3 separate regions of the Mus musculus genome follow, and all the other regions are linked to region 2. The links are chromatin loops, found by intact Hi-C in ENCODE. Cell type or tissue: left cerebral cortex. All regions are shown on one strand.

Region 1 (8,000 bases), 120 kb before region 2:
TCTGCAGCTCTTTGCTTGCAGAATCATTGATTTTGAGATTGTCTAGGTGTTAAAAGATCCATTGGGCACTTCTAGACAAAGCTGTCCTCTTTCAGAGAGGAAACAGGAGCTCTGAGGGAGAAGTGATTTGTCTGAGATTGTGAGAGCAACTTAGTATATATAGCCTTAGAGGTCATTCTATCCTTGCTCCCGCATCTGTCTTCCTAAGACATAATCCCAAGCACAAGGATACTTCATACGGTCACCTGTTTGTAATGAGCCAGGTCCAGTTACTGGCAAAGTAGCCTTGGGGGTGCATCTCCCTTCAATCCTTACCTAACGTGCTTGGTTCTATCCATCTATACTATCCATCTATATTAATTTTTGTATGTTCACTAAAGGCTTTTGTTCTTTCTCCACCTGCAATTTGGTGGAGAGAATTTTCACTCCTTGGTTTGCCTATTCCCCATAGGTAAATATTCTAATTATCCCTCAATATAATGTTTTCAAAGCTTTTTTCCAAGCATATTGAGAATGCAGTTGCTAGGGTTGTCTGGATTTGTGGTGGACAAAGTGCAGCTGTATCTAAAAATAAAACCTAGCAGTTCAACAATGCAGATAAAAGACCCCCAGGAGGTGGCATCCCGTAGCTTAAACACAGGACTGAGAAGTGGGTCTTGCAGCTCAGGTAGACACTCAGTTCACCGGTACAGGGTTTTAAGATGGGCTCCTTGTTGTAATTGTGTGAGCACAGAGAGCATGTGAGGGCATTAATGTGTTCGTTAGCCACTGAATGTGGCTAAGTCTGAGTGAGAGCAAGTCAGTGTGTGTGTGTGTGTGTGTGTGTGTGTGTGTGTGTGTGTGTGTAGGCACTGATGGTTTAATGACAGATTTATAACACTGTATCTATCAGGGATTCGGCAGGAAGCAGATGGCAGTTTCAAATTGGGTAATTCGAGGAGAGCTTAATAAAGGGGCTGATCTGAAAGTGTGGGCAGAGTGCAGGGAAATTACAGGCCCCAAAGATAGGACATGGGTCTACAGGGCAGAGGACAGAAGGCAGGGGCTGGAACTAAAGTCACATGGGCATGTGAGGAGAGGGGAAGCCCCGCCAGCATCCAGAACAGAGACAAAGCAGTGCACCAAGTCAGGGAGAAGCTTGAACCAGAAGGTACATATGAGATCTAGTCCAAGTCCCTCTACTACCAGGTGGAGGCTGCTAATCCCTTTATACTGTTGCTCAAAGTGTGAACCATTGCCCAGTAAAAGAACAGGCACTCACAGACATAAGCAATTTTTTTCTTAAAAGCCATTTTATCTACAAATATAGATTTTCTTTTCTTTAAGATTATTTATTTTATGAGTACACTGTAGCTGTCTTCAAACACGCCAGAAGAGGGCATCTGATCCTATTATAGATTCCTGTGAGCCATCTTGTGGTGGCTGGGAATTGAACTCAGGACCTCTGGAAGAGCAGCAGCAGTCAGTTCTCTTAACCATTGAGCCATATCTCTGGCCCCCAAATATACATTTCCTTAAAAGATACTCTTTTTTAGACTAGAGACGTAGCTCAGTGGTAGACCACTTTCTTAGCATGCCCAAGGCTGTGGTTCTGAGGTCAGTCCCTAGCATGTCACTAAAAGATATTTGTCTGCAAATATAAGACTCACAGGAAGTAGTGACATGGGCCCCCTTTCTCTCATATAGTTCTGTTACCCTCACAGGAAATTAGCATCCTAGATGGGGGCAGGTAGGTCCTTCCAGCTCCGTATACATTTGTACATATGCAATCTAAAATTCCATGTCTTTGAAGACCTCAAAAGCTCACCTCTGTTCCTTATGTTAAGAGCCCTGAACGGTGAACCTGTGAAACCCTTTCTTTCACACCTGTGCTTCTGACCTCATTCACAGATCACCACACCCTCCCACGCAGAAAGGTTTTGAAACTTGTCAGAAATGACCCACCTTCACCAAGGCTCAAAGCCAGAGTCTTGGTCTGTATTCATTCCTTCTAACTTACCTTCAACTATTATGACTTGCCAACAACACACAAATGTAGTAACTGTAAGATTACAGTGCTGATTAGTAGGGGGAAAGCAGAAGCACTTTTTAAAACTCCTTCACCTTTAGTAAAGAATTTTTTTTTAATTCACTTTACATCCCACTCACTTTCCCCCTCTCCGTTACCCCCTCCCACATTCCTCCCCCCCCTCCATCCTCCCTCCTCTTCTCCTCCAAGAGATTGGGGCCCTTTGGATATCCCTGCACCCTGTCACATCAAATCTTTGCAAGGCTAGGCACATCCTCTCCCACTGAGGCCCGGCAAGGCAGCCCAGCTAGAAGAACATATCCCATGGACAGGCAACAGCTTTGGGGATAGCCCCAGCTGCAGTTATTCAGGACCTACATGAAGACCAAGCTGCACATCTGCTACATATGTGCAGGCAATGATCCAGCCTGTGTAAGTTCTTTGGTCAGTAGTTCTGTCTCTGAGGACTCCAAGGGTCCAGGTTAGTTGACTCTGTTGGTTGTTCTGTGGAGTTCCTATCCTGTTTGGGGCCCACAATCCTTCCCTTATTCTTCCATAAGAGTCCCCAAGCTCCATCTACGAACAGAAGCACTTTTCATGATGTCTGGTTTCTCAGTTTCCCTCTAAGAGTTCCTAAGACAGCATTGCTCCGAAAAGGCAGCTCAATTTTGGATTTCCTCTCTTGGTGTCTGGGACAAAAAAAAAAAAAAAAAAAAAAAAAGGCCTGTTCATCTGCTAGCTGTTCCTCGCGTGCTAGGTGTTTCCAGCAGGCGCTCTGTGTTGGAAACGCACCCACAGCAGCTTTCTCAAAACGCAGAGTTGGCCTGGTTCCGCTACCATATCACAGCGTGCAGATCACTGAGCTCCTCGGCCAACTGAAAGAGTCAGAGCTGAAGTGGGCCCTGGCGCTCGTCACTTCTCTACAGTCTGCATTTCCCCTCCTCCTTCCAAATGCCACAGGACATGTGTCTTTAAAGGCAGCCACTTCAGTCCTTTTCACAGAAAACCATACCGTTGGAAGGCCTCTTCCGTGGGGTATGTTTTTTTGTCGCCATGATCCTTTTCGCTCCTCACCATCCTGTGGTAGTAATGAGAGGGCCAGTGGTCCTGGGTGGACCCAGCCTTTTCTAATGTGTGTTTCCATCCTGTCAGCACAGCAACTGATGTTGTTAGTAGAAAATAGGATCGAAAACTTTTTGAGTGCTGACCAAGGAACTAAGAGGGTTATCTTCTCACCTCTGAGGAACTCTGGGCCTCAGAGTCTCCTTTATCTAGCCAAGGCCACATACCTTATATAGTGCCAGAGAAGGTATTCAAAGACTGGGCCGCTGGCCTCACAACCTACACTTGCAGCTACAGATAACATAGCAGGACCAGTAAGGTTGCCTCCCACGCCCTGCTTGCCCATGTGGCCCAGACTAGCCTACAGCTCATGTGACCCAGGATAGCTAGCTTCTAACTCACAGTAATCCTCCTACTTTCCTGATGCCTAGATGACAGGTGTGGGCCGCTCCAGCCAGCTAGTAATGTGCTTTTAAAAATCAACAGCAGACTTTTTAAATGGCTGCTTTTGCAATTAATCAGGTCCCTAGACTCTTAAGTAAATAAACTTGGCTTCAGGCCTGTCTCTCAGGGGAGGAGTCCCAGCAGGCTCTAAGGATGTGGCCCCCGTCCCAGATGCAAAGAGACTGCCAGGCGATATTTTCCTATCGGTACGGAATCAACTGTAAAAGTGTATTTCAGCTGGCAAAATGACTTCCCAGCAGGCAAAGCTTTGCTGAGAACAGCACCTCCTTCACAGAGAAACCCAAATTCCAGGCCCAACTCTTCCTTCCCAAGTCAAACCCGGATCCTGCATGTTTATTGCTGTTTTTCCTGCTGGTTTAACAGTTTTGAGTCCTGCTTTAGAAAGGAGTTTCCACTACTCTATGGGAGGACAAATCATTTCTAAACAGATATATGAGTGCTTCCAAGGGATTTGTGCACCGTGTTAAAAACCCTTCTCCATTCAGCAAACACTGCTGAATGTCAGCTCGGCATGGGGAAGCCCTTGCAATGGCTGGCACTACTCAAAGATAAATTTGGCTGCCTGCTTCCTTGCACAGGAGTGTTCAGGCCTCAGGGATGAAAACTCTTACAGATAATGATGAGATGACTTTGAAGGTCTCTTTCAGCTTCTAGTTCTATCACATGCTGAGCTTCATGGTGGACAGAGAGTTGAAAGAGGCAAGTTCCTGTGATCAAGGGAATGATAAACCTGAACCCAAATAGCAAAATTGTTTATCCATAAAAATGCAGGCAGCTTTCCTTAGCTGTGGGCTCTATATCTGTGGACACTATCAAATGTAGATCAAAGACATTTGAGGAAGCAATTATACACACCCCAAAGAAGAGCTGGCTTTGTTTCCTTCTTATACCCTAAAAAATACAGAAGAACCACTATTTGCACAAAATGTACACTTTGTTAGGCATTCATTATAAGTTATCTAGGGAGGCTCTAACACAAACAAAGCAAGGGGCACAGTTTATAGAGAAACACTATGCAATTTTATATAAAGGGTTTGAGCCTTATATAAAATGGGTTTTGGTGTCCACGGGGCTTCTAGAATCAACCTTTTGGAAATACTGAGAGATGACTAAGAATAATTAAGCTAAGAATAACTAAAACAAAGGGGGTGTAGCTCAGTTGTAGACTATTTGCTTAGTATACACAAGGCCCTGGTTTCTGATGCCCAATCAAGAACAAAACTAGACATGGAGGTACACACCTGTAATTTGAGCATTTGGGAGACTATGGCAGGAGGACCCTAAATTCAAGGTCATTCTCAGCTACATATTGACTTTGAGACCAGGCTGGACTACAGGAGACTAACAAAGCAAAAAGAACAGTCAATATCTACCTTTACACCTAGCACTCAGGATGCAGAGGCATGCAGAGCTCTTTGAGCTGTGAGTCATCTTGGTCTACATAGTGAGCTCCAGGCCAACTTGGACAGGTTAGGCTATATAGTGAGACTCTGTTTTTAATAATAATAGTTGTTGCCACCATCATATCATCACCATCTCCACCACCACCATCATCATGAAACAAAGATGAACTAGTTAGAGCCCAGGGTATGGATGGATTCCAGCCCAGGGAATAAGTGTGATTGAGAGCAAGTCTCATTCCCTCTGTAAACCTGTTTCTATTTCTATAAAATGGGCTGTAAAGACTCTGTAAACTCTGAGAGCCTAAATTAACACACATAGGTGTCTAGGGGCATGGCCAGGGAAGGGCTTTGGAAGCTGGGGCTGCTGAAGGGTGCACTGTTATTTATAGCCCTGTCACACTGGGATGGAGCTTCAACCCTGCCCCACAGAAGCACCTCTGACAAATGATTTATTACAGCAATTGGCGTTTGTACTTACTCATCCTTTATCTGTCCCCGCGGATGGCACAAGGGAACACATGTAAAGCATCTCACTACTGTCAGGCCTCAGAATGGCTCAGTTTGGTCCAGCGTTGAAATGTTTGGTTTGGTCACAGAACAGGTAGGTGTCTCTGTGAACATCTCAGTAAGAAAACACAGTCAGCCAGAGCTTGGGGAGAAATGTACACCTGAGGAACCAACACAGGAGCAGAGGCAGATAGATAGGAAAACTGGGAGCCATTACCACCCTAGATTTGTAGTCGTTGTGGGAGAAATGGGTGTCTAGATTTAAACGAGGATCCCTGGCATATGCAGCACACAGGCACAAACAGGCACAGCCAAGATGGGACTGAGAAGCAGTACACTTGCCTTCTGGTCCTCAGCCATCATCAACCTCTCATCAACCAAACCTGCAGACACCAGAGAGCAAGAGGGCAGTCCTCAAAAAGCAGAGACCCACTCTAGAGACAAGAGAGGAGTGCTTTACAGCAGCCTCCTGCCAGTGTCTGGCATCAGTGGCCCTTCTAGGTAGGCCTGGTAGTGATGCTTCATCCCTGACAGCTCCAGCCTTGTCTCCTCTCTCCTTTCTCTTCCCCCTCTCAGATCAGCACTGGCAGCTGCTTGAGCACTGTCTCTCTTCTAGTACTTAAGCATCATCAAGTCAGAGCCATGGTGTGCTTTCCTTGATAGCTGTTGGAAGCACCTACTTAACAGGCTTCTTGCCTCGTGGGACTGCAGTCAACTCTTTTTTTGGTTTCCAGCTTAGGGAATTAGTAGACTTGGCATTTGAGCAGCCTGAGTTCAGATCTCAACCATGCCCCTCACCTGAGAGTTGTCCTTTTCTGTAGCTTGCAAGATCAAAGATAGAGAGTCTGGGTGTTGTGATATACAGCCTGTAATCTCAGCACTTGGGCGGCAGAGGCTCAAAGGTTGCCACAAGAATCTTTGTTTACAGAGGGAGTTGCTGGTCAGCCAAGCTACATAGAGAGGCCCTGTACCAAAAGCAACCTAAGTAAAGGAAGGGAAAATAAAACAGGTTACACACACACACACACACACACACACACACACACACACACCCTACTGAATCTGTTTAGTGTTGCTCTTACGTACATGTTTAGGAATGACAACTTAGGATTGAACCACATATCAAAGAACTAATTTCTGGAGAAAATTGATTCTTCCTCTCTCAGCAGCCACTGAGCCATTGATTACCTGTAGCTCTTCAGCTAGGAGTGAGGCCGTGTGAAATCTCCCCCACTGACATGGCATGTCACTGATGTTGTCATCATGCAGGTCTTGTTTAGACAACCATATTATTGTGATTTTTGTGGATACTGCTTCCCAATTTGTCTAGGAAACACTATCTAACAGCAGGAGGTCCTTTGGCTCTTAAAATCTTTCCATGCCCCCCCCCATGATGTTCTCTGAGCCTTAGGTGTACAAAATGGCTGTGTTGTAGATACATCAGTTGGGGCTGAGCACCCCACAGTCAGCCATTCTCTGCATTCTGACTAGTTGTGACTTCTGTAATGGTCCCCATCTGCTGAAAGAAGAATATGCATTGAGGAGAGATGAGAGCTAGTTTTAGCTTTAAGTATAAGGATTAGTATTTGTATTTAGAAAACAGTTAGGAGTTATACCAGCTTAAGAAAGTGGCAGTTGTAGGTGCTTCTCTGAAACCTCACTAGTTCTGGGTAGTTGGCTAGATTTACAGTATGATGCACGATTTTTTTCCTGTTCAGCAAGCCTTAAGTCCAACTATAGACTGCTGTTGGTTAGCATCAAGCTATAAGTACCACTATTTCATTTTCAGGGATATCTTGCTATGCTGGTCATTGTTGTGATTCATAGGCATTACAGCTGGGTAGATCCTTTCTTTGGCAGCTTGTATGACACCTTCAGATACTATACGAGCGAGGCTTCAGGTCCAGAGGAGTTCTTCCAAGTCCTGTATATGAAGTGCACTAGGATCTTACTTTCACATTCCAGTGTCTTCACACTAGAAAACACCAAGGGCAATGACAGGAGCCTCTTGGGCTCTCCTGATCTGCAACTTAAAGTGAGATTTCTCATACCTGGCTTTTAAAAAGATTTATTAATTTATTATATGTAAGTACACTGTAGCTGTCTTCAGAAAATCCAGAAGAGAGCGTCTGATCTTGTTATGGATGGTTGTGAGCCACCATGTAGTTGCTGGGATTTGAACACAGGACCTTCGGAAGGGCAGTCAGTGCTCTTACCACTGAGCCATCTTGCCAGCCCACTCTTATATTTTTAAAGCAAGCTTATAAAACAATGTGTTTCCCTATACCTTTTTAAAACATCCTTACTGTCATTTACGTATGAGTACTCTGTCTGCATTTACAGCTGCATGACAGAAGAGGGCAGCAGATCCCATTATAGATGATCATAAGCCACCCTATGGGTGCTGGGGATTGAACTCGGAAACTCTGAAAGAACAGCTGGTGCTTTTAACCACTGAGCCAACTAGCTCTATCCATCGTTTATTTATGTCTCCTTTTTCCCTCTCCTGCTCTGCTGAAGTATTTCCTTCCCCCTCCCAATGCTAATTTATCCCC
Region 2 (8,000 bases):
AGCATTCATGCAAATTTTGTGTCCTGCCCTTTATCAACAAACAAGTTATAAACAGTTTGCATGTTTCTGCATATCCTTGATTATTACCAGGTTTTCGCCTTATAGCCTTGCATTGACTAGAGCAGCCGTGGTTTTTTTAACCATCTCACTGCTTGGAGAAATGAAAGAGAATGATTCCACTGGCATGCCTGGGGGCTTTTTTCCACCTACTGAATTATGTTCTTTAGACCAATTCCCAGAAGCGGGCTTAGTGGGTCAAAAGATAACAATACTCTCAGGGCTCTTGTTGCATATTCACTTGGTTGTTTTGCAGGCTTGCAGACTGCTTCCAACGACTCGCTTGCACAGATTTTACCCAGCCTTGCCAGCGCAGGATGATGATGTCTGTTAAATTCTGCTAATTTAATCAGTCTGAAATGCTACCCTGATTCAGCTTTCATTTCCATCTCTTTGATCACAAACAGTTTGAACTATTTCCCAAGTATCTGTTTGCTCTCTTCCTATCCAACTGGGTGAAGCAGCCGGCCACATCCCTCACCTCTTTGTCTATTGAAGTCTTTCGATTCATGTGCTAGATTCCAGGGAGTGCCTCAGAGTCCACAGAGAGGAATCCTTTGCTAGCCAGATTTGGCCGCTGAGGTTTTTTGAGCAGAATGATGCGTGAGCAAGACTACACCTTAGGAAGATTAATTCTCAGCTTAATTGAGGAAAATGGACTGAGAGGCAGAGATATCTGTCAGCAGGATATTGTAACAGGGATCTGGACTAGGCAGTGACTGCAGACCCCAGTCAGTAGGGGTCTTATGTCCCTCCTTCTAAGGCATGTGGCTCTTCTCTTCACCCCTATCCTACAATCCCCCTCTTTCCCATGAACTTGCCCTCCCTTGAAAATCCAGTGGAACCCAGAGGGAAAGAATTATTCTGCTCTATCTGCTCACTACATAACTAAAGAAAGTCTTTCCCAAAGAGGATCTCAGACATGCCAAAACGCCCACCCTTATGTGATGTCTTCATAAAGGTAATGCAAAGAAGTGTAGTTATAGCAATACGGATGTTTGGCTCATTGGGTTTTGTTTGTTTTGTGTTTGTTTGTTTGTTTTGTTTTGTTTGCTCTCTAATGTGGTCCCCAGACTAAAAATCTCTAAGGCAACCCATCTAGTAAACACCACAAACAGGACTTCTAAGCACTGCCCCACCTCCAATTTAATTTTTCACCCTTTGATAGATACCAGCATGACCCAGACCCCAGCAGAATGTATGTGTGACATGGAAATATCAGAGACATTGACAGGGCTCACTTCTGCATACATAAAATAAGTGGAATGAGAGAAAATGTGAACTCTGAACTAGGCAAGTCGGCAAGTTCATGGTCTTAAGGATACAAGAGTCCCTTCATCCTTCAAGGGACTCCAGTCCAGGCAGTGGGACCCAACTTTTGAATTACTATGCCTCCAGGAAGCCAAATCTTGACTGAAGCTCAGCACTATGTGGGGCTTCAAGAAAGAGAGATTATTAGTATGTACTGAGGTTGCTCAGTCCTGATCCTTTTGGATGAAGTCATGTGACTTCTTGGCATGGCTGGACCTAAAATGTACAGAGTTGGGGTGCAAGTGCAAATAGAAATATTATTGACATAGGCTGGGAGTTCTCTCCTCACACAGCAGTCAAAGCAGGCAAGACTTGCCCCTCTGAGTAACCCTTTGCTTCCCAAGCCGCGGCCACCCTTCCTGCATTCTACAAAGAAATCTGATACTAGAAATCTGCATTCAAATTTAGAATGGATTGATTCCACGAGGTTCTATACAGAAATATACCATGTCCTAGTCTCTTCCAAACTATAATTTTAGCCCTAACAAGAGTCCTCAAGGACAAACACACAAACACCCAGATCTGCAGATCTATGGTCTGTGAACATTCTCTCTAATGCACCCCCCTCCCCCGAGCCAAGCTTCTGTTATGGGAACAGAAAGGTGGGTTGGAGAAAAGGCTCATGAGTATCCTCAAAGGAGAGTTGGGCCTTGATAAAAAAAAAAAAAACAAAAACAAAAAACCTCTGTAGTCCCTAGCACCACAGTGAGCATACAGGCTCTAAGAGGCCTTAGGTAAGTCTTATCTCGTGGATGGATATTGCCTGGAGACAGACTGGCAAGTATGGAGCTCAAGGCAAGACTCTTCTGGCTCCAGTTTGTGTTTCATCTGCTAAACGGACTACAAACAAAACCTCCCTCATAGAGTTTCTCTAAGCCATCTAGTGCACAGAAGTTGGTGGCCTGAAATAAGTAATGACACACAGTAAGTGCCATAAGTAACATGAATTGAATCTTCTGGAACTAGAGTTACAGATATTTGTTAGCCACCGTGTGGATGCTGGAAACCCAACCCTGGTCCTCTGCCAGAACAAATGTTCTTAACCTCCAATTCACCTCTCCAGGTCCCAAACATGACCTTTAAACTAATATTGTTTGTTTGTTTGTTTGTTTGTTTGTTTGTTTTTTCTTCCTCGATTTAGAAAGGTCTGTTTTGGTGTCCTCTCCCCCACAAGACTAGCAGAGCAGGTCATGATCCTCCAGCTGCGGGTGCATCTTGAAGATGATGCAGTGTGTGTGGTAATGGACCAGTTCCGAGTAATGCAGGGGAACATCCACTAGCTCTGAGTGGTGGATAGAGAGAAAGCTAAGAACCCTAAAATGAAGTTCCACAGAATCCCTACATATAAATCCTGATCATCTACCGAGCCCATACACCACCCACTGCCCAGAGCTGGGACAGTAAGAGCAATGTGGACCCTGACTGATAGACCCCAGGTTAAGTAGCTTCCATCCCAGAAGGAAGGCCAGAAAGCCAGGCTCTCAGGAACTCCAAATCCGCGATGTTCCCTTCAACAGTGGGGAAACTGAAGCCCTGAGAGGCCATCCCAGGTTACACTCACAGGAAGGATTGAGGCTGAACTTCTGGTTGAGTTTGGGAATCCTGCCATCACGGTGAACAACCTTGGCATGTGCTAAGAGATGCTAGCAATGTCAAGTTCAGCTCCATGGGGAGGCCATCATGACTAAGGACTCACAACCCAGCACGACCCTTTACCCCTGATGAACTTAGGTTCTAACTCTCCTTTTTACCCACAAACTGCAGAGTCTGGTCTCCAGGTCGTTCTAGGCTACAAGCACAGGTAGCGACACTATTTAGCATTCTTGAGCAGGGGGTCAGAGACTCTGTTAGATTTTTTTTCATGCTTTATCTCATTTAATCCTCAAACAACTCTATGATCTGGGAACCAGAATTTTTCCTCTCTCGTTTTCTACCTGAGGAGCCTGGAGGCTTAGAGAGCGCTCAGCCCCTTGGTGAAGGTCATCTGTTTAACTAGTGAATTGTGCAGCAAGGCATGCACTAGACAGAGCCTCTGTGTTTGTGACCACTGAGCAATCTCAAAATATGCATTTACTAAACAGTGTTCTAATGTTGAAGGTGCCAAACAGGAGGTATTTAGGAGGGGGTGGGGGAGGCTCTGTTAACTCACTAAATGGCACCACCAGAAAGATTAGGGGTCCCAGTGACACAATGAGAATACTCATGGAGGACATATTGTGATAATCTGGCTAATATGCCACCTCCTTCTAGCCTTCTTTTTCCCAGAAACTGGCTTGATGGGGGGGGGGGGGGAGTGCGGGGAGGGGAATAGTCTATATTCATCAACCCCTTTCTAGAGATCTTTGGCTTCCACTAGGACTGCAGCTCCGCATATAGCCACCAGAGGGCGAGCCATGTCTGTGGCCAAGAGTACCCAGAGCCCGGCCAACTGTCTAAGCAGAGATCTGTCTACATGACCAGGCCACCTTCCCCGGTTACACTGAGCCATCAGTATACCTCTTGGGATCTCCAAACATTTCGCTGCCAAAAAACAAAAACAAAAACAAAACAAACAAACAATCAAACAAACGAAAATACCCATCACGAGGTCTGCCTCTAATGGGTCAGCCCGTATCAAAAAAAAAAAAAAAAAAAAAAGACCTCGAAACAGCAATGAGGCCAGCTTGCCTTGGGAGCTGGAGACTATGTAACCTGATGAATGCTACTTTCTCTATGTACAAATGAGTAAAGGGAGTGTAAGGAAGAGAGTGAATGGGCCGGGGTACTTAGAGAAAGCTGGTGCTCAAATCCAGAGAGAGTTGTCAGAGTGCAAGGAGAGGGGCCCCCAAGAGTAAATGTCTGGAGAAGCAAGAGGTGGGAATAGCCCACAGGGAAATCCAAACGCACAGCAGGATTCTGGGAAACCGCTACTAGCCATCCGCCCACCCACCAGCCAGCGGTCCAACAGCCTTGCTCAGCACCTGTTGGACACACTGTATGAGAAGCATTTCCTGCCCTCAAAACGCTGGCAGTCTAGAGGAGCGAGTGGTGAGTCAACAGATAACCATGGGAAACCCGAACACCTGTACAAGGCGGTGGCTTAGAGAGCTTGTGGCTGTCTAGGGAATCCCAACTTGGGCTGATGGAGAGGCCTGGAGCTGAGGACCCTCTTCCCCACACAGCTCATCCCAGGATGGGGTTCCCCTCCAAGCTTTGGTTGTCTGCCTGTGCTGGGGGCCAGTGTCCCCTCCCACCCCTCTCAGAAGAGCTGAGGCCCAGGGAGTCGATGAAGCACACCTGAGTCAGCCCGCCGCCCACCCGCCCCTCAGCGTCTGTCTCCGCATCTTGTGATATTTCGCTCCCCGGGAGCCAGCCCCATTGCGCTCCGGAGGCAGCTCGGCAAACAAATCCAGCGACAGATTGTGCCGCGGCTCATTCCGGGGAAGGACGCCAAATCCCACCCTGCTACCCCCAACACTCCCTCCCCGCCGCCCCCTCCAGCACTAAACACCCCCCCACACCCTCGCGCACGCTCCAGGAGCGGGCCCTGCACAGGGTAGGACCCAAGGAAAATCAAGGCTCTATTCCAGAGAGAGGAGACCCAAATATGCCCCTTTCTGTTTCTATCTGACCTGGAAAAAGAGAAAAGCAGGAGAGAAAATTCAGGGACTGCCAAGCTGCGAGCCCCGGAAGCAACGTAAGATAGAACCACCAGGGGGCACTCCAGAATGAGGTGCAAGAGTCTGAGAGCAGCTACCACCACCAACATCGCAGCCCAGCCAAGAAACAAGATGAAAGGGAGGAAGGGAGTAGAGACAAAGAGGCGAGGAAACACATGCGGACTTGGAGAGGCCAAGAGGAGGCTGGGACTCTCTCTCTCTCTCTCTCTCTCTCTCTCTCTCTCTCTCTCTCTCTCTCCCCCCCCCCCTCTCTCTCTCTCTCTCTCTCACACACACACACACACACACACACACACACACACACATACACAGAGACAGAGAGAAAGAGAACCAATGAAGACAGAAGATATACTCATCTCATCTTTGGGGAGGAAAGGACAGAAACTAAAAGGCGGCGCACAAGAGAATAGAGATTAAAGATGGGGATCATAAAATATGAATAAGAGTTGGGGGAGAAAATGAGAGAAATCGAATGAGTACGAGAGAAGAATGGCAGATTATAAAAGGTGCGTGGAGTGAATGAGAAGAATGAGACTAGCATATATAAAGCGCCGACTGTATGCCGTGCACAGCGTTGGACCCAGGCACAGGTATGAAGAGGAGCCCGTGCCTGGACTAAGGGTTCCTCCGCTCCACTCGCAGGCAGGGTCCGACTGCATCCAGATGGCCCTGGCACCGCCGCCGTAGGCACCACTGCAGCAATCCCAACCCCGCGTGCGCCGCTTGGCGACAGTTCCCCAAGCGGCTCCCTTCATACGGGGGTTATCAAAAACCGTGTACTAGGCACCTTGGACTGACCAAGACTAGGGCGAAAGGCGTTGAGGCTTTTAAAATAAGGCGCTGAGGTCAGGGATTGGCTGACTCCGCCAGGATAGAGGCGTCTAGGGACCCTATGAGGCCCCTATCCGCCCCTTGGTAAGAAGAGGGTTAGAAGTTTTTGTGAACCAGCAGTCTGCTACCACTTTTGGATCCTCTTCTGCCCTCTGGCGAGAGATAAGAAATCATACCCTTTGGGACATATCACGTAAATACACGCGCGCACGCGCGCGCGTTCACACACGCACACAATTCGCACGCACGCTCAAACTTACACCCATTTGTAAAAAGCTTTAAGGTACATACAACACACCTGAACATTTATTCCCTTCTCCTCCCATCCCGAACTCGAGCGCGCAGAATTTCACACAGCCCTCGCGTGGCTCAACCAGAGCAGAAACCAGCGAGCACACACTAGTACTCCCGCCCTGGTCCTGGTTCCCGACAGGAATAAAAGGCCAGCACTCAGCTACACCTGCCCAAGCGTCTGCGCGCGCGAGCACGCGCACATACACTTGCTCACACGAACTCCTAGACACACTGGTCCTATAGCTATGCAAACCGCCCTGAGGGTCTAGGAAGAAAAGAAAACGTGACATTTTGCAGTCTTTAAGGGACGCAAACGATCGCGAAGGGCAGGGCAGGAGGAGGGGCGCTGAGTGGGAAACTGCTCTGAAACTGCATATCTTCTGGGAAAGTTGGGAAATCCTCACCCTGAACAAGTCAGGGGGTGGGGGTGGGGAGGGGACTTAACACTACTGCATGCGCGCGCGCGCGCGCACACACACACACACACACACACACACACACACACACACACACACCAAGAAGGGATTTCTCTAAAGGCATGGCGCCGCAGAGGCTACGGGAACACAGCCTTCCCGATCTCCCAAGGTTGGGAGGGGGCCGGAGACTGAGTGGTCTAGATGGAGAACTACTCCCTCCTCCTAGTAGCCAGCAAAGGGTTAAACCGGCAGGCCGGGAAGCGAGGGAGGAGCCAGCGAGTGCGGGAATGGGGGGGGGGGGGGAGCGCTTCTTCGCTGTCCCCACTCTCCCTCGGCGAGCAGCCGGGGCGCACGGACCGACCGACTAACCGACTCCCTGCGGGGCCGCGCTGCTGAAGGGGCGCGGACACCGGGTGTCCAGGGTCAACCCAGCCCTTTCCATCCCGTCGTGCCCCGCCCCGTCCCGTCGGGGCCGATGGCTCCTTCCGAGGCACGGAGTCCGGGGGGCGCAGGGTAGAACTCCGCAGCCCCGCTACGTAGCCCGGGACTCCCCGGGTCCTTACGGAGCCCCGCGGAGTCCCCGCCGTCTGTCCGGCGGGATAAGGGAGCGAGTGGGAGTGCCCTCCCCCCCGCCGCCCCCTCCCCCGATCGTCGAGACAAGATGCTGCCCGGGCTCCGGCGCCTGCTGCAAGGTAGGGACACCGGCCGGCGGGAGGACACTAGAGAGAGAGGCGCCCCTCTCCTTGGGCACGAGGGTGGGGCAGTGAAGGGGGTGGGGTGGGTAGGGAGCAAAAAACCGCTTAGCGCGGGAGCGGCGCCTCCGCCCCCAGAGCTGCCAGCCGCAGGAGGGCACTGGGCTTGGAGCCTGCGGGAATGTGCGGGGAGCTCGTGACCAAGGGGGGACGCGGAGGGCAGACCGAGCTGGCTGGGAGGAGGAGAAAGAGGCTCAGGTTCTGTTGTCCCGGCTCCACCTGCTCCGGGGGGACGCTGAGGACTCGGGCCGGCTGGGGAAGCGCCGACTCAGCAACTCCTCGTGCCCGGTGTCTCAGCACTTTCCAGTCACCTGGGAAGACAAGCCATGTGGGTAGGGGTCTGCCTGGGAATGAAGGGGGTAGAGAGAGATTCCCCAATGGCCCTGCCTAGTCGCATAGATGGAGGGGCTAAAAGGAGGCTAGTTCCGAGCACTGAGTGACAGCCAAGGGTGTGGGCTGGAGACTGGGGGCGGGGAGGGTAGGGGTCGGAGGGAGGAGGGGAGTCAGGATGAGAAAAGTGTCTAGGGAGGTGGGGGTGAGAAAGAGGAGGTGGGGGGCGGGATAAAGGAGGGGTAGGAGGAGGCATAAAGGTTAGACGACCAGAAACTGGGGTCCAGGGGAAGACCAAGGAAGAGGGAGGAGAGGGTGACCAGTTCAGGAGAGAGGTGTACAGGGGCATA
Region 3 (8,000 bases), 58 kb after region 2:
CTCCTATGAAGAATTCAGTTCCAAAAGCTGCAGGGACGCACACAGAGGAAGGGGGCTGTAGCATAGGTCATTGCCGAAAGCTGCCCTTCCAGGCCTGCTGGACCTTCTGGGGCTCTGAGGGTTGCTCAGCAGTTTAAAGCAACCATTCCCTCTCCTCTCTTGCTCCCATTGTAGCCTGATCAACAGCAGCAGCAGGTCTCCCCGGGCTTAAGTGACAAAAATGGAGACACCCCAGATTCTGTTCTGCGACGTCCTCTTTGCATTACCCTGTAGCTCCCGCCTTCTCTCCATACACTGGCCTTCCTGAGCCCTGCTGCTCACTGAGCCCACAATGGACCCTTGCAACCTGGCCTTCCCAATTCTGCCCCACGTGACCACACATATAACCAGCATGATTTACTGGGAAAATACTTTTATCTGGCTACTGCCTTTGAAATATCTTCCGTGTCTTTCTGTTAGTGGAGTTAGGCAATTTCCATAAGTGCCCGATTCAATAACTTTCCAGACTCCACCTGTTTCGTAGTCTATGTAACATTTGAGCTTTAACGTTCTGTGATGAACTCATCAAAGTGTGCCTGACTCCTCTGATGGACTGTGCGCCTCTCAGGGCGGGCGCATGGTGTGCCTTCCCTCTGCCTCCCACCCTCCAGAGCCCCTGCAGGGTAAATCCTCATCATCCTTTGAATCTCACTAGTTTATCGGGTTTTGGAGCATGTAGCCTTCTCTGAATACCCAGACTGGGAGCCCGGTCCTTCTCACAGCCTCACTGCTCTTTGAACATCTTTTGTAACACTTACTAAGAGGCCTTTGATTTAGGGTTATTGGAGCACACTGGGGACAGATCGTCCTTCTGAGTAAGAGACATTTTAGGAGAAATATTAATGCCATGGAAAGTGGTGTGGTGTGGTGTGTGTGTGTGTGTGTGTGTGTGTGTGTGTGTGTGTGTGTGTGTTTGGAGGGTTACGACAAGATCACAGACCCCAACACTGTAGACAGACAGCAAAGAAGGGGCCAAGTGAGGAGTCCCTTCTTAAAGGTCTCAGGCACCATAACTGATGAGTGGCCACAGCACAGGCCTGCCTCTGACAACCAGGGTTTGGGAGTAGGAGTTCTTGCTTTATGAGGAAGGAAGGAAGGAAGGAAGGAAGGAAGGAAGGAAGGAAGGAAGGAAGGAAGGAAGGAAGGAATCTTGTTAGTGGGTAACTTACAGGACATGGGGGAAAGGGGAGGGGGGCACACTTGCTGATGGTGTACCCATTACCTGGTGGGGGATGTGCCTTTTGATATCTTCGGAGTCTAGTAGCCTGCTTCTATCCTTGAAGAAGGAAGAATAAGGGTACCAGAGACAGAGAAACGGCTCAGTGGGCTGATGCTTGCTGCCATAGCAGGTGAAAACACTTGCAAGTTTTTCTGATTTCTGACATATGTGCACATATGTACCCACTAATTTTTTTTTAAATTAGGGTACCTGCTATTCTTCTGGAATTCAGGCACCTTGGGAGTCTGCTAGAGGGTAAGAGATAGGCTTTGGGTAGGGGGGCTTGTCATTTCCTTTACCACAGCTGTAGAAAGCGGCTAATATATGTGGGTGTGGCTTAGTCAGCTCCTAGCCCAAAGTCTGATGCTTCTCACAACTATAAAGCCACCTGGATTTAGTACTTGTCCCATCAACTGGATTTTAAACCTCATTCCAACGTATCCTATGACCTAAGACGATGCTCATCACAAGACTCCTCTCAGCTCAGCATACAAGAGCCCTTATACAAGTCTATCAGTGCGTATTGAGAAAACAACTCTTAGCATTTGTCAGATTTTTAACAGGGTTTGAGGCCTGAAAGAGGCTGTGAACCTTTCCCTAGATTCTGAAGGGACTGTCCACCCTTCAGAAAAGCATCCCCCACTAGAATTTAAGCTGTAAGAAGGGAAGTGTCTGTTTTTCTGTTTTGCTCATGATGTATGCCAAGGACCTAGAATGGTACCCAACACATTCTAGCATAGGTGTGAAGAGAACAGCAGTCTCAGACAACTGCTTCAGGTACACAGGCAACATGTGCACAAGCTGTCTGTGGCGGAGTTACCTCAAAACTCAATGCTTTATCTCAGCTTCTCAAGGTTGAGAGATAAGATGTGACTTGGCGGGCTGGTGAGATGGCTCAGTGGGTAAGAGCACCCGACTGCTCTTCCGAAGGTCCAGAGTTCAAATCCCAGCAACCACATGGTGGCTCACAACCATCTGTAATGAGATCTGACTCCCTCTTCTGGTGTCTGAAGACAGCTACAGTGTACTTACATATAATAAATAAATAAATCTTTAAAAAAAAAAAAAAAAAAAAAAAAAAAAAAAAAAAAAAAAAAAAAAAAGATGTGACTTGGCTGGGTCCTGACCTTCAATATCTCTCACTGGCTTGCAAAGCGTGGATGAGGGATGCTGTCATCTGAAAGCCAAGCAAGGGCAGGATCTGCTTCTAAGCTCACACCTATGGTGGGACATTTACCATGTGAGTGTTGCTTACCCCAGGGGCCACTTCACAGGTCAGCTTTCCACATGGGAGCTGGCTTGATCAGAGTTAGCAAGGAAGAGAAGAAGAACGTGCAGTCTTTTATAACTATATCCTGTTACCTTAGCTATGATCCTTTTTATCAGAAGTATCTTTCATCTAGTGCACATTGCATACAGGGAGGGGATCCACGTAAGAGTATAAATACTAGGAAGAATCACTTGAGGCCCCCCGGAATCTTAGAAGTTGCCTACCATGGGATTCACTCACAGTAGAAGGCATAGGCCAGAGCTTACTGGCTCAGGCCAGTGAGGAGGAAGCAGAAACCAGTGGTGAGAGCTTTGATGAACAGCTGAGCCTTTGCCCATCTTCCAACAGGCTGTTATCAACGTAGTGCAGATTTACAGATCTTCTAACTTCTTAAAAGTAGCCAAAGCCTAGATTTTTGTGAAGTATTTCTTTATTTTTAAAACTAGGATAATCAAGCAAAACAAAATCTGGGTTTACACTTCCTTCCAATGACAGAAAGGACCTAATTCAGTCTTGTTTCTCAGACCTTTTGAAGAGTCTACGACTCTCCAACCCTCCACTCCATCCCAGTGCTTCACTGGCAGCAAGACCTTAGCCAACTCATTCTGTGCACATCCCACAGAAGACAGTGTGAAAATGCAAAGTTGCTGCAATATAATTTCCTTAGAGGGGGCTGGGGTAAAAAGGAAAAAAAATGTCCTTAGGGAAGTCCCCTTAAGCCATCGAAAGCAGCCTTGGGTTTGTGATTCAGAATTCCAGCTCTGCCTTTGACACGTGTATAACTCTTCTTCATCCATAAAAGGCAACAGTTGTACCTACCCCAGAGTTGTCCTAACATTACGCAAAATAATAATACAAGGCCCACAAGAGAGGTTAGCTACAGCAAGTCCACATAGGTGAGCCAGCCTTTACATCATCAGCCCTTTCTCCTTTCACAATCTGTACCCTGTCCCTCCTTGATCCATTATCTACTGCCATCTAACACGGTCTGTCTGGCTGAGAGAGCAAGCCTGTGAAAAGCAGACCTGTTCCTGCCACTGAAAGGTTTCAATCCTGTAACAGCCTGCTGACGCCCTTAGCGGGAGACACTCCAACTGGCTTAACACAGCCTACTCCCTAAGCTGTTCTGGAGCTGAGCCTGCCCGGGCTTCTGGGCTCATTGCTCAGCTTTTCTCTTCACACTTGGTGTTGCAGCCACACTGCAGCTGTTTCCCAACCCTCCACACTTCCCTGCCGTGGCACAGCCTAAGAGCTATCCCTGAGCTGGAACCTCTCCTCCTATGTCCACCAGGCCTTGTTTGTTCCAGCTCTGCACTATCAAGAGAATACTCATGATGTCCCTTTTAAACCTGAAAGCAGATACAGTTTCTCTTTTCCTCACAGTGGCTCCTCTTCCTAGCAATGTGCTGCGTTGCTGGCAGAGTACAAGCAGCTGTAACTTTGTGGCACAGGCCCCAGCAGCTCAGACCTGTGTGCAAACAGCGCCACCTGCTGACCAAAATGTGTATTTCAACTTTTAGAAAGACTTCGGCCCGTCCTAACAGAACAAAGCCTTTTGCGATTTTACAGAAGTTAATCTAGTGTTTCCACTTCCCACAAAATTTAGCAAATGATTGAGTATTTGGTGTATTCCAGACACCTTTCTAACTATTGGGTTATTAGTTTGCACAACCACTCGAGGAGGCAGATGGACCCTACTGCAATTTTTAACAGGTAGGGTGACTGAAGCAGTCAAAAGCCTCTCCCAAGGTGACACAGCTTGAAATCTCAGCCAAGACTCAAAACTGAACCTGCACTTGTAAGCTAAATAAAGTCTCTGCCTCTACTGTCCCAGACACCTCTACAGAGAAAGCCTACACTGAATGTACAGCTTTGACAGTGGCTTCATTCTGAAAGCTGCAGTCCCAGGGCCCTCCTCGGACAGCAGTAAGGCGTGGCCTTCCCACTGCTATACTGTGTGACCTGTAAGCAGCTGCCTCTCTGAACCTGTTTCCTAACTATACCTTTACCTGGGTGGGTGGGCGCTCTCATACACTGAACAGTGACTGGGGAACAGTCTCAATCAGGAAAACACAGATGGTGACGTCCCCACTCAGGTCCCGGCCTAGATTGCTTTCCAGGATGGCTGACCCACATCCCATCTTGACAGTACTATAGCTATCTAGTAACACCTGGAGCAGAGTGGCTACTTGCTCACAAAATCCTATCCACTGTCACATCCTCTAAATCGCTCCTTTTTGATGTGGAGAAATGGCCTGCTTGCCTCCACTTACTATCCAGCTTTAAAAGATACTTAGTGCTTCCTATACCAAGTCACTCTACTATATCACAGAGATGTAGCACATTCAGAGTCACACAGCAAGCATCAAACTCTAAGCACAAACCTACCAGTCCCACTGGTCTATAGACTTAAAGCACTGTGTTAAGGTACACAACCATTGGGCTGGAAAGATGGCTTAGTGGTTAAGAGCACTGACTCCTGCTCCAGAGGTCCTGAGTTCAATTCCCAGCAACCACAAGGTGGTTCACAATCATCTGTAATAGGATCTGATACCCTCTTCTGGTGTGTCTGAAGACAGCTACAGTGTACTTATACACATAAAATCTTAAAATTAAAAAAAGGGGTGGGGGGGAGCCGGACGTGGTGGCGCACGCCTTTAATCCCAGCACTTTCGAGGCAGAGACAGGCGAATTTCTGAGTTCGGCTACACAAAGAAACCGTCTCTTGAAAAAACGGAAAAAAAAAAAAGGGTGGGGTGGGGTGGGAGTACACACCTGTAATCACAGCATTTAGAGGCTGACACAGGAAGACTGAGATTGAAGCCAGAAGCAGACCGGGCTGCATAATAAAACCTCACCTCAAGATACAAGCAACTTGCTGAGCATGGTGGCACACATCTGAATCCCAGCACTTGAGAGGCAGAAGCAGGTGGATCTCCGTGAGTTTGAGGACAAACTGGTCTACAGAGTGAGATCCTGTACTTAAGAACAAAACAAAAAACCCCAACCCCACAAATAGAAAGACCCACTGCATTAAATTCCCTCTACTTTTGGATGACTCTTTACTCTCAAGTAAAGACACTGCGTTGCACAAATTTGTTTTAATAAGATATATACATATACACACATACACAGTCACAAACCAGCGTGACAAGTCCCCTTCTTCAGCCAGGAGAGCTCTACTACACGCAGGGGTCCTGGAGATGCTCAAGGGCCTAAGTATGACAGGTTTCACATGTGACATCCATTAGGGACACTTTAATCAGGCAAGTGGCAAGGTACACCTCAGGTGTAGACAGCCTGGGGCGTCATGCAGGCCCCGAGCTCTGCTGTACCCTCTTCATCAGCTCCTCATCCTGCATTGACAGCTCTGTCAACTTTTTGCCCATCCTCTCATGGATGTCCAAGTACTTGGATACACATCGGTCCAGACACACAGACTCGCCTTTGGACAGCTCTGCCTCCTTGTAGTGGGGAGGCACGCACTTCCGGTGGCAGGCACTGGTCATTCTGGGATTAGAGAAGAACAAGGTTGTATCAGTGACTTCCTGGAGCATCCCAGGCACCTTCAACAAGCCCAACCCTGCTGCATTGATTCTTGCCTCGTTCCCTCCGTCAAGAAAACAGCGGGAACCCCCAGTTTTCACTTCAACCACCTTGGAACGCTTTTCCAACTAAGACTCTTCTTTGAGTCATGTACAAGACTAGTTAAAGAGGAAGCACTTGCTGAACACCGGCTGTGTGCCAGGCGTCACGCTAAGGGCTAATACAGGTTCTGTCATGCAACCCTCACAGTAACCCACTGGGGCAGGCACAATCACTATCCCCACTTTACAGACGAGGAAATTAAGACACAGCTCAGTAAGAGCTGAGGGTCACACAAAGCTAGGTAGTCTGACTGCGCAGTCTGTATTTTAAAAACCATTCCAATTTGTAGTCTCCAAGACAAACCTACCGAGAGCTGCTGTCGAAAACCAGCAGATACCTGCTGGTTCCTGTATGATGTGCTAATGCTAGAGGCTTTCAGTTTAATATTGCAATGTCTTTATGGAGGGAGCAGTGCTTCTTAGGTCAGTTTTACTGATGAGTAACCAGTTATGACATTCAGCCTAAAGACACTCAGCTGCTGATGGTGCAGCAAGATGTTTCCAAACGGCTACAAGCAGTAGTTTGAAGTCAGGCTGAAGTTCTGGTCCTGACATTGCTACTGACCAGCTACAGCCCCTGAGATTATTAAACCCCTTGACACCTCAATTCCCCTGTGTTAAAATAGTACTAATAAAATTAACCCACTGATTTTCTTTCTTTCTTCCCTTTCTTTCTTTTGAGACTGGTCTCATCTATCCCAGGCTGGTTTTGAACCCACTATATAGCCAAGAATGATCCTGAACTATTTAGTCTCTGGCCTCTAACTGCTGAAATTATAGGCACCATGTCAAGATCAAACCAAGGGCATCCTGCATTCTAGACAAAAATCCTACGTTATTATATCCCCTTCTCCCTTTGAATTATTTTTAACTATTTACAAAACTGATAATGGGGGCCTGGAAAGTGGTTAAGAGAACTGACTGCTCTTGCAGAGGACCTAGGTTAGGTTCCCAGCACCCACACGGTAGCCCACAACTATCTTTGACTCCAGTTCCTGGAGATATGATGCCCTCTACTGGCCTCTGCGGGCATGCAAGCAAAACATCCATACACAGAAAACAAGTAAACAAACAAATAAATAAATTTAAAGTGATAATATATATAAAATGCTTTGCAAATGCCTAACACAGAGTTAAAGTATAATTTAGGCCGAGTGTGCACACCTTTAATCCCAGCACCCAAGAGAATGAGACAGGTGGATCTCTGAGAGTGAGGCCAGCCTGGTCTATACAGATTAAGCTGACAACCAAGGCAACACAGAGAAGCCCCATCGTGAAAAACAAGAACAAAACAACATCCACTCCATCCCCCCCAAAAAGGAAGAAAAACATTAATAAATATTAGCAACTAAATACTATTCATTACTAAATGGCTGTTCAGAAGGCTTAGGCGGCAAAGGCACTTGCTGCCAAACCAGAAGATTTGAGTTCAATCCAAGATGAGATCCTATTAAGCTGCCCTCTGACCTCCACATGTGTGGCGCTATGGCATGCATGTTGGCATTCATAAACAAACACAAAATACATAAACTACATAAACAAGGGTAAATGGGCTATCTAAGGAGAAAGAAAGATGGAAACGAGGAGAGAAGAGAAGAGAAGAGAAGAGAAGAGAAGAGAAGAGAAGAGAAGAGAAGAGAAGAGAAGAGAAGAGAAGAGAAGAGAAAGTGCTTATATGTTCTTGATACTCAGCAGAGCCTGGGCAGGAGATTCTCCATCATACACCCCTTTTATTCCCTCCAAATAGCCAACCAAGTCCTTCCAGTGACCTGTATTTACTTCAGCGAAGCACGCGGTGAGGGTGGGGCGGGATTAGGAGGGCGGG

The links. Hi-C counts contacts between places; a loop is a spot of excess contacts. Peaks named below come from ENCODE experiments on the same cell type or tissue, not always from the same donor. Only the 100,000 strongest peaks of a DNase experiment are listed, where the experiment ranks them.
Region 1: it touches region 2 in a loop (5-fold over the local background); 16 of 42 quality-filtered maps call a loop at or near these places.
Region 3: it touches region 2 in a loop (8-fold over the local background); 21 of 42 quality-filtered maps call a loop at or near these places.

Annotation. Positions count from the first base shown.
Region 1 is chr2:85,007,764-85,015,763 of GRCm38, reverse strand. All of the region lies in intron 8 of P2rx3 (purinergic receptor P2X, ligand-gated ion channel, 3), which reads left to right. Among named protein-coding and RNA genes, the nearest start is that of Gm39868, 20 kb to the right of the region's middle. In left cerebral cortex, CTCF peaks have their summits at 1,364 (motif pointing right) and 7,795 (motif pointing right); DNase peaks (open chromatin) are centred at 2,850, 3,706 and 7,802.
Region 2 is chr2:84,885,922-84,893,921 of GRCm38, reverse strand. It overlaps Rtn4rl2 (reticulon 4 receptor-like 2), which reads left to right and starts at 7,230. Exons shown (of 3, transcript NM_199223.1): 1 at 7,230-7,260. The coding sequence starts at 7,230. In left cerebral cortex, CTCF peaks have their summits at 3,763 (motif pointing right), 5,046 (motif pointing right) and 6,013; DNase peaks (open chromatin) are centred at 5,767, 6,064, 6,738, 7,540 and 6 more places; H3K4me3 peaks cover 2,737 bases; H3K27ac peaks cover 2,125 bases.
Region 3 is chr2:84,827,828-84,835,827 of GRCm38, reverse strand. Timm10 (translocase of inner mitochondrial membrane 10) reads right to left here. Exons shown (of 3, transcript NM_013899.2): 3 at 5,615-6,038. The coding sequence ends at 5,837. Among named protein-coding and RNA genes, the nearest start is that of Timm10, 4.8 kb to the right of the region's middle. In left cerebral cortex, CTCF peaks have their summits at 4,017 (motif pointing left) and 7,208 (motif pointing left); DNase peaks (open chromatin) are centred at 3,691 and 3,968; H3K4me3 peaks cover 206 bases; H3K27ac peaks cover 1,317 bases.